Linked DNA regions of Homo sapiens: regions 1 and 3 are each linked to region 2. A link is a contact called in ENCODE Hi-C or POLR2A ChIA-PET data. All regions are on one chromosome and are shown on one strand. Each heading gives the region's core, a stretch centred on a gene start or an enhancer-like site at or near the end of the contact. The rest is flanking DNA. Distances are from core to core; before and after follow the strand shown. Region 1 overlaps RAD51B (RAD51 paralog B). Region 2 overlaps RAD51B (RAD51 paralog B). Region 3 overlaps RAD51B (RAD51 paralog B).

Region 1 (3,259 bases), core at 719-3,218, 130 kb after region 2:
CTAATAAGGAAAAATTAAGGCTAGACACTGAATTTTGGTGCTTTGCCTCCTCTATGAATGGCCTTCAGTGAACCATCTGCTCCTTACAGGTCACAAACAAATTTTATTGGCCATATCTGAGGATATAGCAACATATATTCTACAGGGCTTCTCCTGTTTTGGGCTGGATCGCAGGGCATGTAACAAACTAAAGGAATTGAAGAAGCAGAACTGCCTAGTGAGACTAATGGAAGTTAAGGTTGCAAAGTTATCGCAAAGTTATTCTTAGGGTTAGTATTAGTAAAGTATTACATGACTACCTGAAATGTATTTCTATTTTTGATTTCCTTGTTGACCCTTTGGAAAAAGAGGGTGGTTCTATAGTAGCTGTTTCCAATTGGCAGTTGTGCATGACCAGAAGCTTCAGATCAAGTGAGTCAACCAGGACCTCAATCCAAGGCCTGTGTTCCACTACTGGACAACAGCCCTTTTCATGGTACAGATTCCGCAAAAGAGAGACAAAGGAAGAGAGGGAAGCAAAAGCCAGGAGAGAGGTAAATAACTTCCAATTCAATCCCTCATTGAGTCCACATGTGTTTACTGAGCAACCGCTGGGGAACAGGCGTTGTTCCAGCTTCTGGGTAACAACAGAGAACCAGACTAAGACAACCTCTTTCTGCCCTTGTAGAGTGAGACCCCCTAGTCAGGGTCCAACAGTAAACAAGAAAACCAGGAAATGAGCAGGCAATTTCAGATATGATGAGTGATGTGAGGAAATAAAATATCGGGTGTAGATACTGATAGGACAGTCAGGGGAGTCCTGTCTGAGACAGGACATTCAGGCTGAGATCTGAGTGACGATCCTGCGGTAGCACAGGGTTCAGGGCAGGGTCCCAGGCAGGGGAGATGTGTAGAAAGGTCCTAAAGAGAAAGATGCTTACGATGCCCTGGGAACCCAGAGTAGATCAGCATGGCTGGAATTACTGCAAGAGGTGGTCAGAGCAGTGGGCAGGGCTGAGTCAGGCAGTGCCTTGGAGGCTGGCACCCAGCCTTGGGTTTGGTTGCAAGAGTGTGGGAGACCACTGGTGGCTCTGAAGCAGGAGACTGACATGATCTGGTTTATGTTTTAAAATGTGCTGATTGTGAGGAGTCAAACACCAACATTTAATCCTCCCATGAAGGCACAGCTTTTGTGTTCTTTGTAACACGCTTAAAATATTCATGAGTGCTCAATTCCTCTTGGCTGGGGGGAAAAAAGAAATTATATACCAAAGCTCTTCTTCTTCAGGCCACTGAGTGTTGGGAGAAGCAGAGAGACAGAAACACTGGGCCCCAAAGACATGCTGGCAGGGGGGCCCATCTTCTCAGGGTGGCCAAGGGTGGCGCCTGAGGGGAGAAGGTGTCTGATCACACTGTGGCTGCTATAGTTGAATCTGAACAGTAGCAGTGGCACCAAAGCAGAATATTTCTGGTTGGAAACACTTTCAAATGGAATTCCAGTTCATCTAAGGCAGGATGTGGTCTCATTCTATCAGTCAGTAAGTACTTATTACATCTCTACTAAATGCAGTCTAGGAACAAACAAAGATGAAAAAGTGAATGCTGTGTAAATTAAAGATGCTCTGTGCCTTTGAGGATTTGAAAGTCTCATGGAGAAGATAAGACAAAAGAGGGAAAATATCCACAGTGGTATACACAGCTATCTTCACATATATGTAGATATTTAGAGATAGAGCTAAAACCCAGATCTTTTGATTCCTAGTTCATCACTATCTCAGGTGAACAAATCCACAAAGCCCATAGTTTATGATTCTAATTGTGATGAGATGTGAACAGACATTTTGCCAGGAATCCGTAACTCCCACTATTACCCCCTATAAGACAAAGGTCATCCACAAACAGCCACTTGGCAGAATCCACTTCAGCAAACTCAATCTCTTCCAACCCACCACCAGTTTCACTTCCCTGTGGGGAAGATACAAAATGTACATGGGAGGAAGTGAGAGTGACGTGCTGGTGATCAGTTGTCTTTTCTGAAAAAGTGCAATCTACACAATGATATGTATGTATACACAGAGGCAAATGGCTGCATGATGTGTATGTATGTGTGTATGTGCACACATACATGCATTTTAATAGCTCATTCAAGAAAAATAAGCAGGACCTGGATATGTTAGGTGTCTGAAGTGATAGTTCCCAGAATGGTAGGACAAAATTGACCTGGCTTCTCTAGCCAGCAGGAAATGCAATTCTCTTCCTGCTGCTCAAGGAGAAATGTTAGAACTCCATCAGAGGCTTTATGTTAGTCTCTCCTAGCCACTCTATTCCTAATAAAAATGGCATTTAGGTCACTTACTTAAAACAACAGTGATTTATAACTGCAGCTGAGAACTGCATGGAAGTCTGCAGCACATTATTTGACATCTGAAAAGTTTGGTTTTATCTGTGTAAAATGAGAACCATAAAACTGACAATCCCAGAATCAGGACAGGGAAGCTTCAGCATGAAATAAATTGTTTAATTATGACAGAGCATGGTGAAAACAGCAGCCACTAACATTTTTATATGATATTCATACACAAAGTGATACGATTAATCTGATGTTAACTCAGATATATCAGCCCAATAGATTATAATCCTCTATTGTGAGCTAGAGAGACATAAAATGAAGTTATGGGCCCATAAGCAAAATATTTTTAAAATAAATTCCCTTATGGGTTTGAGGACCCTCCTTCAAGGGTCTCTATACATACTATGGGAGTTCTGGCATAATCCCTCTACAAAGTGGCCCATATCTAGAAGTACTGGTCTTTTTATTAATATTAGTGTTTGCCAAATAACCAATCAAACCTTACACACAAATTCTTTCATTTGAAAGAATTCTAGAAGACTAATTCTTTCATTTGACTCTCCCAGTGGTAAACATGTTCTCTTTGACATCATCTCTTTGATGTTAAATGAAATGACATTAAAGTAAGTTTCTAGATTTGCATAAAGGAATTTTTTTCATATAATACCATATGTATTTGTCTTACCCCAGTTGTGCAAATTGAGGTATGTTTTTAATATCTGCGGTTGTCACGGTTTTCCTATTATTAGGGCTACTCTGGGGATTTGAATCAGCTGGATTGTTCACCTTCAGAGCTCAAAACCAAAAGAGCAAGAATTTCCAAAGAGCAAAAAAGTATCGTCTTTGCGGAAAGCACAATACTCTTCCCCTTTTCGAGTTGCTTTTTACCTATCTGAAGAACACCAGGCCATCAGAGGCAATGCACTGGGT
Region 2 (3,140 bases), core at 531-3,030:
CATTTTAGATACGAAAAAATATATCTTTTGTTATTTATAATCTTCTGAGCTTTGAGATTCTCAAAATACTTTAAAGCTATTAGTCGTCTTTCAGATTTATAAATACAGGATCTGAGGCATAAAACTATGTAATAACTGCTTCAACTAATACCATTTACCCACCGAGGAAGGCATTTGGCTGGTAAAGAATGGGCTGCTTCACTTTAGTAAAGCAGAAAATTTCATTCCTGATGTCTCTTGGCTGGAGGTGAAAGGAGTGAATGCAGTCCAGAGGCTTTACTTGCACAACATACCTAGGCTGATGCAAGTCTCAGCAAACTCGTTACTGAGAAAGGTAAGAAATGTGAAGCAGAAGACAGGAAGAAGTGAGGCAATCAGAACCTCTGGAATGCAAGAGTTAGGGATGGATCCTCCATAGCACAAGGTAGGGGAGAAGCGGGGGTGAGCCATCCACTAGGCTAGAGACTGGTATGCACCAGCACAAATCACTCAACAACTCCACTGGCTCATGGACAGGGAGAAAATACCTTCAGTTTCCCAGAGTCTTAACAAAATACTTTAAGTTCTTATCCAACCAGGACATTTTTGAAAATGAAATGGGGACATTTTAATAGTTATACTGGGATAACAGAGATAAACTGAGCTTGCCCTGAGAAAACCAAGACATATGTTATCCTACAGAGATACTATGTAGGAACTGTCCAGAATCACAGTGAGCATGCTCACTTTATACGAAAAGCTTCAGTCTGTACTAGGATTCTCTGCTGTGTCTGCAGTGTCGATCATCAAGGTCTCAAAGATGGCAAGGAAAACAATAGTAGGCATAAGAAGAACAGAACTAGATTGTCTGAATAAAAAGAAGCAATCTCCTCCCATCAGCTCAACTCCCAACATTCTCCAGGAGGCCATGCCCCTGAACCTTTTCTCCAATACAGCTTTCCCCTTGCTACCTTCTACTTAAGGAAAGGAAAAAAAAAATCCTGAATGGTGACTTGTAGTGAAATCTCTTGACCTTTGCAAATAAGTTTTTAATTAAAAATAAATTCACTCATTACAGAAAACACATATTACCCTTAAGTAAATACTAGCAAAATAAAACAAAGAAAACAAAAACCTAACCATTTAAAGAAATCTGTGGCACTTTCTCTTTAAATTTAGCTTCATTCAAGACAAGCCAGAAAGATGCTTGCATAAAATATGTTTTTTTTCCCCCACAGTGTGTTCTATCTGTTCACCATGAAATCCTCAGACCACACCTTTCAGCTGTCCTGGTATGAGCTTTGCTTTCCTGCTCCCATTGTAGAGTCAGAGGCAGCAGGCGGATACCAGAGTTGAATTCTAATAAGTCTTGTGTATTATACATGGTCACCATCTCATTTTTTGACCACTTGATGTTTGTTTCAGATGGCACTGGCTGAGGCAGAATGAATACAGCTGCTGATTCTGATCTCACACTGGGTATATCCCTGAGTGCTGGAAAAAACATCACCCTCAGAAGTGTGCATTCAGCCAGCTGCCTTTGGAGAGAGCTGGGAAGGGTGCAAAGTGGCATGTCCTTTACCAGTCACTCTTTCTGGGTAAGATTCAAACTACAGTGAAGTAACATTTGGTCGCTTTACATATCCAACGAAGTACTTTGGGACAAGGAGAAAGCCAGGTGGCCACCCACTTGACTGAACAGCAAGGGGACACACCAGCAGTCATGTGGTTTGCCTTCAGGAAATCAGCTCACAAGGCAAACCCAGGGCTGAGAGAGGGTCCTTTGCCCAGGCCTTAGCTTGTGAAGAATCAGGCCTGGGTAAGCCTGCTGTTGCTTCAGGCCCACTTTGGATCACTGGCTCTTTGCAAGCAGTAAGAACAGAAGAGAAAAGAAATATGATTTGTTTATTAGGAAATATGTTCTTGAAGAAAAATTTTTCTGGGAGAACATCAATGGCTTTAAAAACCATTAGTGCAAAAAGACATTTCAACTAAAATGCCATGTCTAATCCTGGACTGCATCCTGGAAAAAACTGCCATAGAGTACATTATTGGGACACCTGGCAAAGTTTGAATATTGCCAGTATATTATATAATAGTATTGTATCAATACTAATTTCCTGGGTGAGATCATTGTACTGTGGTTATGTAAGAGAAGTTCTTGTTCTTAAGAGATAAATGCTGAAGTATTTGGGGATGAAAGGATATGATATCTGTAACTTGCCCTCAGATGGTTCAGCAAAGATAATTATAATAAGTTAACAATATTATAAAATAAATTGGTAACTAATATACAAGAGATAAAAATAAATGAGGCAAAGTGTTAAAAATCAGGTAAAGAGCTGGGCTTGGTGGCTCACGCCTGTAATCCCGGCACTTTGGGAGGCCAAGGCGGGTGGATCATGAAGTCAGGAGATGGAGGCCATCCTGGCTAACACGGTGAAACCCCATCTCTACCAAAACTACTAAAAAATTAGCCGGGCATTGTGGCGGGTGCCTGTAGTCCCAGCTACTCGGGAGGCTGAGGCAGGAGAATGGCGTGAACCCGGGAAGAGGAGTTTGCAGTGAGCCGAGATTGCGCCACTGCACTCCAGCCTGGGCGACACAGTAAGACTCCATCTCAAAAAAAAAAAAAAACACAAAAAAAAATCAGGTAAAGGGTATATGGGGAGTTCAATATACTTTTCTTGGAACTTTTCTGTAGGTTTGAACTCTCCTTCCCCCCCAAAAAAATTAGTGGGAAAATGTAGGTTGGCCTTTCCAGAGAGATTACTTGGTCATTGATATAAAATCAAGACATGGGATTGGATCTCTGGAGAAATTACTAGGGCATTCATATGTTTCTATACATCAGAATCATCTGTTAACTTTGTAAAATGCAGAATCCTAGGCCCCATCCCAAACCTGATGAATCAGAATCTTTGGAGGTGATGCCCAAGAGTCCATATTTTCAAAAACCTCTCTCAGATGATCCTAATATATGCTAACATTTGAAAAAAAATCATGTATTAGGCATTTGCTGTTTTGCCTGCAATTACAGACTCCTCAGATCCCGCAGACAGTCCATGTACCATCATGCATGCATTTGTATTAGAAAATCTCCACCTAGTATCTTGTGATGTGGCTCTGTGTCCTTTTAATCTCAGAAGACATCATTCTGG
Region 3 (3,426 bases), core at 674-3,173, 220 kb after region 2:
ATCGTGCCTAGCCCAACTCTGAAACAATTCTAATCTTCTCTGAATGGAACTGCGGCTAGAGGTCAAGAATCAGGATCAATAGGATAACAGATGTGTGACGGTTATAATACTGAGTGTCAACCTGATTGGACTGAAGGATGCAAAGTATTATTCCTGGGTGTGTCTGTGAGGGTGTTGCCAAAAAGTTAAACATTTGAGTCAGTGGACTTGGAGAAGCAGACCCACCCTCAATCTTGGTGGGCACCATCTAATCAGCTGCCAGTGTGGCTAGAAAGAAGCAGGCAGAAGTTGGACTTGACTTGCTGAGTCTTCATCTTTCTCCTGTGCTGGATGCTTCCTGCGCTTGAACATCAGACTCCAAATTCCTTAGCTTTTAGACTCTTGACTTACACCAGTGATTTGCCAGGGGCTCTTGGGCCTTTGGACACAGACTGAAAGCTGCACTGTTGGTTTCCCTACTTTTGAGGTCTTGGGACTTGGACTGGCTTCCTTGCTCCTCAGCTTGCAGAGAGCCTATTGTGGGACCTCACCTTGTGATCGTGTGAGTCAATACTACTTAATAAATTTCCCTTCATATATTCATCTATCCTGTTAGTTCTACCCCTCTAGAGAACCCTAACACAAGATGAGAACAAATTAAGTCAGTCAAAATCCCCCAAATAAGAAGTTAACCAAACTAAAATCAAAATCATAAACCAACATCATAAGTTGGAACAAGTGTCAACCAAGGAAAGAAAAGGAATACAGGTCCAGTAATCAACCTGAAGTTATACATCTAAAAAGTGGTGTGGCCAGATTAAGCCCCTAATCTAGGTGGCTCAAAGCTTATGTTCTTTTCCATGTCTTACCTCTCTAGGTGTAGTCACAGAGAGTCTATGCGCCTTAAATCGCTAAGAAACTAGGCATGTTTGCAAATGCCTTAACATTTTCCCCGGAAGGTGAAACCTAAAAAAGTGGTTAGCAAACGTATCTCAGAATTTGTTTCTGCAGTACATGTCTCTTTCAGTTTCTACAATGTGGTGAGGAAATTAAACATCTCTCTGGCTCTCCTTTACCACATGAACACCCATGTGTATGTGGATGCATGCACACACACACACACGTGTATGCATGTGCAAACACATACAATTTAACCATCTTCACTTCAGATGGTCTGACCTTCAAGTCAGGTTACCCATAATCAGAAACTGGAATATATAAAAAGGACATATGAAAAAGAATTTAAATTGAATTGAATATTAAAAGTTACAGAACTCACATATTCTCTGTTCAAGCAAATCCTGCTGCCCTTAACTGTGCAAACACATTTGTCTATAATATGTAAAATCATTACATTTGGAGATAAAGTTAAAACCAACATGTTGATCCAAACTAGTGGGAAACAAACTGAAATGCTTACAGCAGTCAAAATTGGAAAAAGTAAATCACAGAGTTACTCAGTACACTGCATAGCTGTTAATTTAGCTTTGGAAAACTCTCTCTTAAAGGAGAACTTCTAAATTGAAGCACAAGATGGCTTGAATAGAGGCAGTGGTTTGTAAGGGAGGAGGAGATTCCACAGAGTACTGAGACCACACATTAGACACCAAGGCTTCTCAAGCACCTCTTCACCTAACCCACTGTATTCTCATGGCAAAACACCTCATGATGCTCTAGGGCATGGAAACCATAATCTATATAATGCATACATCATTATATTCTTTAGGTGGCAATGGATCTAAATGAAAAATATACATAAATGTACTGTCTTAAAGCCAGTTGAAATTATTAGGCATATAAGATTGGAAAACAGGATGCCTGACTTTTACTCAGAGTTTTTCCAGTGACTCACCGTGTAATTCTGAGGACATAACCCTTTGATCCTTAGCCTACAACCCAGAGAATTTTAAATTGTGCTCCTCCAAACCCCCACCTTTGGAGGCACCCTCTCCAGCTTCTTTTGCCCTCAGATGAAAGGATCTGTAGACATGGAAAATGGTTGTTTGGTGATTTCCCGTAACTTCCTTTCTAGTATTTCAGTCATTCTCCTTTTACATCTGAGGGACACTGCAGAGAAATCACTGCTTTGCATAATCAAAGCCACAGGCTTAAAATTTCACTACTGGAGGGGGCAGGCTGAGAAGGAACAAGTCCGGCTTTAACACCACAAATATCTCCAATTACCAAATGTGGGCAGAAAAATGACAAAAAATCAAGGACAGATAGAAAGGTCCTTGGTATTCTTCAAAGCTTCCCTTTGGGATGAAAGTTCCTTGAGGCTTCCAAGGCAGAAAGCCTGGGCAGTCTGCACACCTGGGGTGCATTAGTGAGCCCTGGACTCGAGGTGAAACAGGCTGAATTTCATCTAGATGCTTCCCACAATCCGCTCTCATAAAACTCAGAGTAATTTACCAGCTTAGGAACATGGCAAGGTATTCATGGAGCACTAAATCTGGGGATTACCTTCCAGAGTCACTGGATAAATCCCACTGCTCATCTTTGTAAATACACCTTCATCTTGATTACCTTTATCTCAAGGGGAGTTTCATTTTGTTTGCTGTGGCACACGGTCAAGACTAAAACCCACCTTCAAATCAAATCATTCTCACACCTCTCCTGAGAAGTCTTTCAAAGAGCATCCAAACATTGATGTAACTAATGGGTGAGTTTTAGCATTAGGCTATGTGCCCTTCTAAATACAAAACACCAATGCCTCTGCTGTTGCTTCCCTTCCCTCACCTGCTATGTGGAGGTGATGATAACTTGTCTTGCCAGTTCCCCCAATCTGTATGAAAAGGAAGTCTCACTGTAGTTACCTGGCAGGCTCTAACCTTGCCACAGCAGCCAGTATGGTTGTTCCTGCCCAGAAAAGCCCTTGGTCTCACATTTCCCTAACTCTGTCCTGTACATCTTGAAGTATAACTCAGCACAGAGCTCACCCAGTCACCCTAATCAGTGCATTCTATACATCTGCTCGCCGTCTTTCTCCATTCCCAGCTACTTAGAGAAGCAGATCATAAGGCAGTAGTTTTGCATTCTGGCTCTGCAATTTGCTACCTGTGAGACCTTGGCAAAGTTACTTAGCCTCTTTTTGCCTGGGTTTCCATATTTGTAAAGTGGCGATAATGACGACAGCTGCTCATAAAGTTGTAAGTATTAAATATATAACCTTATCGTGCCTGAAATGTAGTAAAGCACTCAACAGCATGACGATAATCATGATGATACTTTTTCATTATCAAAGTCAACTACTTTTCTTAAAAAGAGTACTCCTCTACCCCGGCCCTCTCTAACATTTACAATCCCCTCATCTAACAGTGGGCAGAGTGGCCTCCTACTCCCAAACCACAACTAGCTAGAACAAACTGAGCCATTAGTAAGCAGGCTGTAGGATAAACACGTTTGGGCAAAATAATAGATGAAGGCAAAGTAAAGATGAATGTTAGC

The links. A loop is a pair of places that touch in the nucleus more often than their neighbours do. ChIA-PET counts read pairs that join two places held with the same protein, here RNA polymerase II (POLR2A). Pooled maps may share reads with other maps.
Region 1: a loop to region 2 is called in a map of B cell, with 3 times the contacts of the local background. The contact joins two enhancer-like sites. A Hi-C loop is called at or near these places in 17 of 168 maps with a recorded cell type or tissue (B cell, CD14-positive monocyte, CD4-positive, alpha-beta memory T cell and 10 more), 20 of 37 single-sample maps with no recorded cell type and 12 of 50 pooled maps. POLR2A ChIA-PET finds 5 or more read pairs at or near these places in 7 of 52 experiments (B cell, CD4-positive, alpha-beta memory T cell, GM12878 and 4 more).
Region 3: a map with no recorded cell type shows a loop between it and region 2 (6-fold over the local background). The contact joins two enhancer-like sites. A Hi-C loop is called at or near these places in 3 of 37 single-sample maps with no recorded cell type and 3 of 50 pooled maps. POLR2A ChIA-PET finds 5 or more read pairs at or near these places in 1 of 52 experiments (WTC11).

Annotation. Positions count from the first base shown.
Region 1 is chr14:68,267,085-68,270,343 of GRCh38, reverse strand. All of the region lies in intron 7 of RAD51B (RAD51 paralog B), which reads right to left. Among named protein-coding and RNA genes, the nearest start is that of RAD51B-AS1, 420 kb to the left of the region's middle. RefSeq lists enhancers at 1,294-1,473, 1,624-1,773, 2,124-2,243. Within about 2 kb of position 1,968, at least 9 of the 41 ENCODE cell types and tissues checked have a DNase peak (open chromatin) inside an H3K27ac peak, as active enhancers do; they include B cell, where a contact is called at or near this core.
Region 2 is chr14:68,398,736-68,401,875 of GRCh38, reverse strand. All of the region lies in intron 8 of RAD51B (RAD51 paralog B), which reads right to left. LOC101927971 (a long non-coding RNA gene) reads left to right here. Exons shown (of 4, transcript XR_245776.5): 2 at 1,405-1,577. Among named protein-coding and RNA genes, the nearest start is that of RAD51B-AS1, 290 kb to the left of the region's middle. Within about 2 kb of position 1,780, at least 2 of the 41 ENCODE cell types and tissues checked have a DNase peak (open chromatin) inside an H3K27ac peak, as active enhancers do; they include B cell, where a contact is called at or near this core.
Region 3 is chr14:68,180,253-68,183,678 of GRCh38, reverse strand. All of the region lies in intron 7 of RAD51B (RAD51 paralog B), which reads right to left. Among named protein-coding and RNA genes, the nearest start is that of RAD51B, 360 kb to the right of the region's middle. Within about 2 kb of position 1,923, at least 4 of the 41 ENCODE cell types and tissues checked have a DNase peak (open chromatin) inside an H3K27ac peak, as active enhancers do.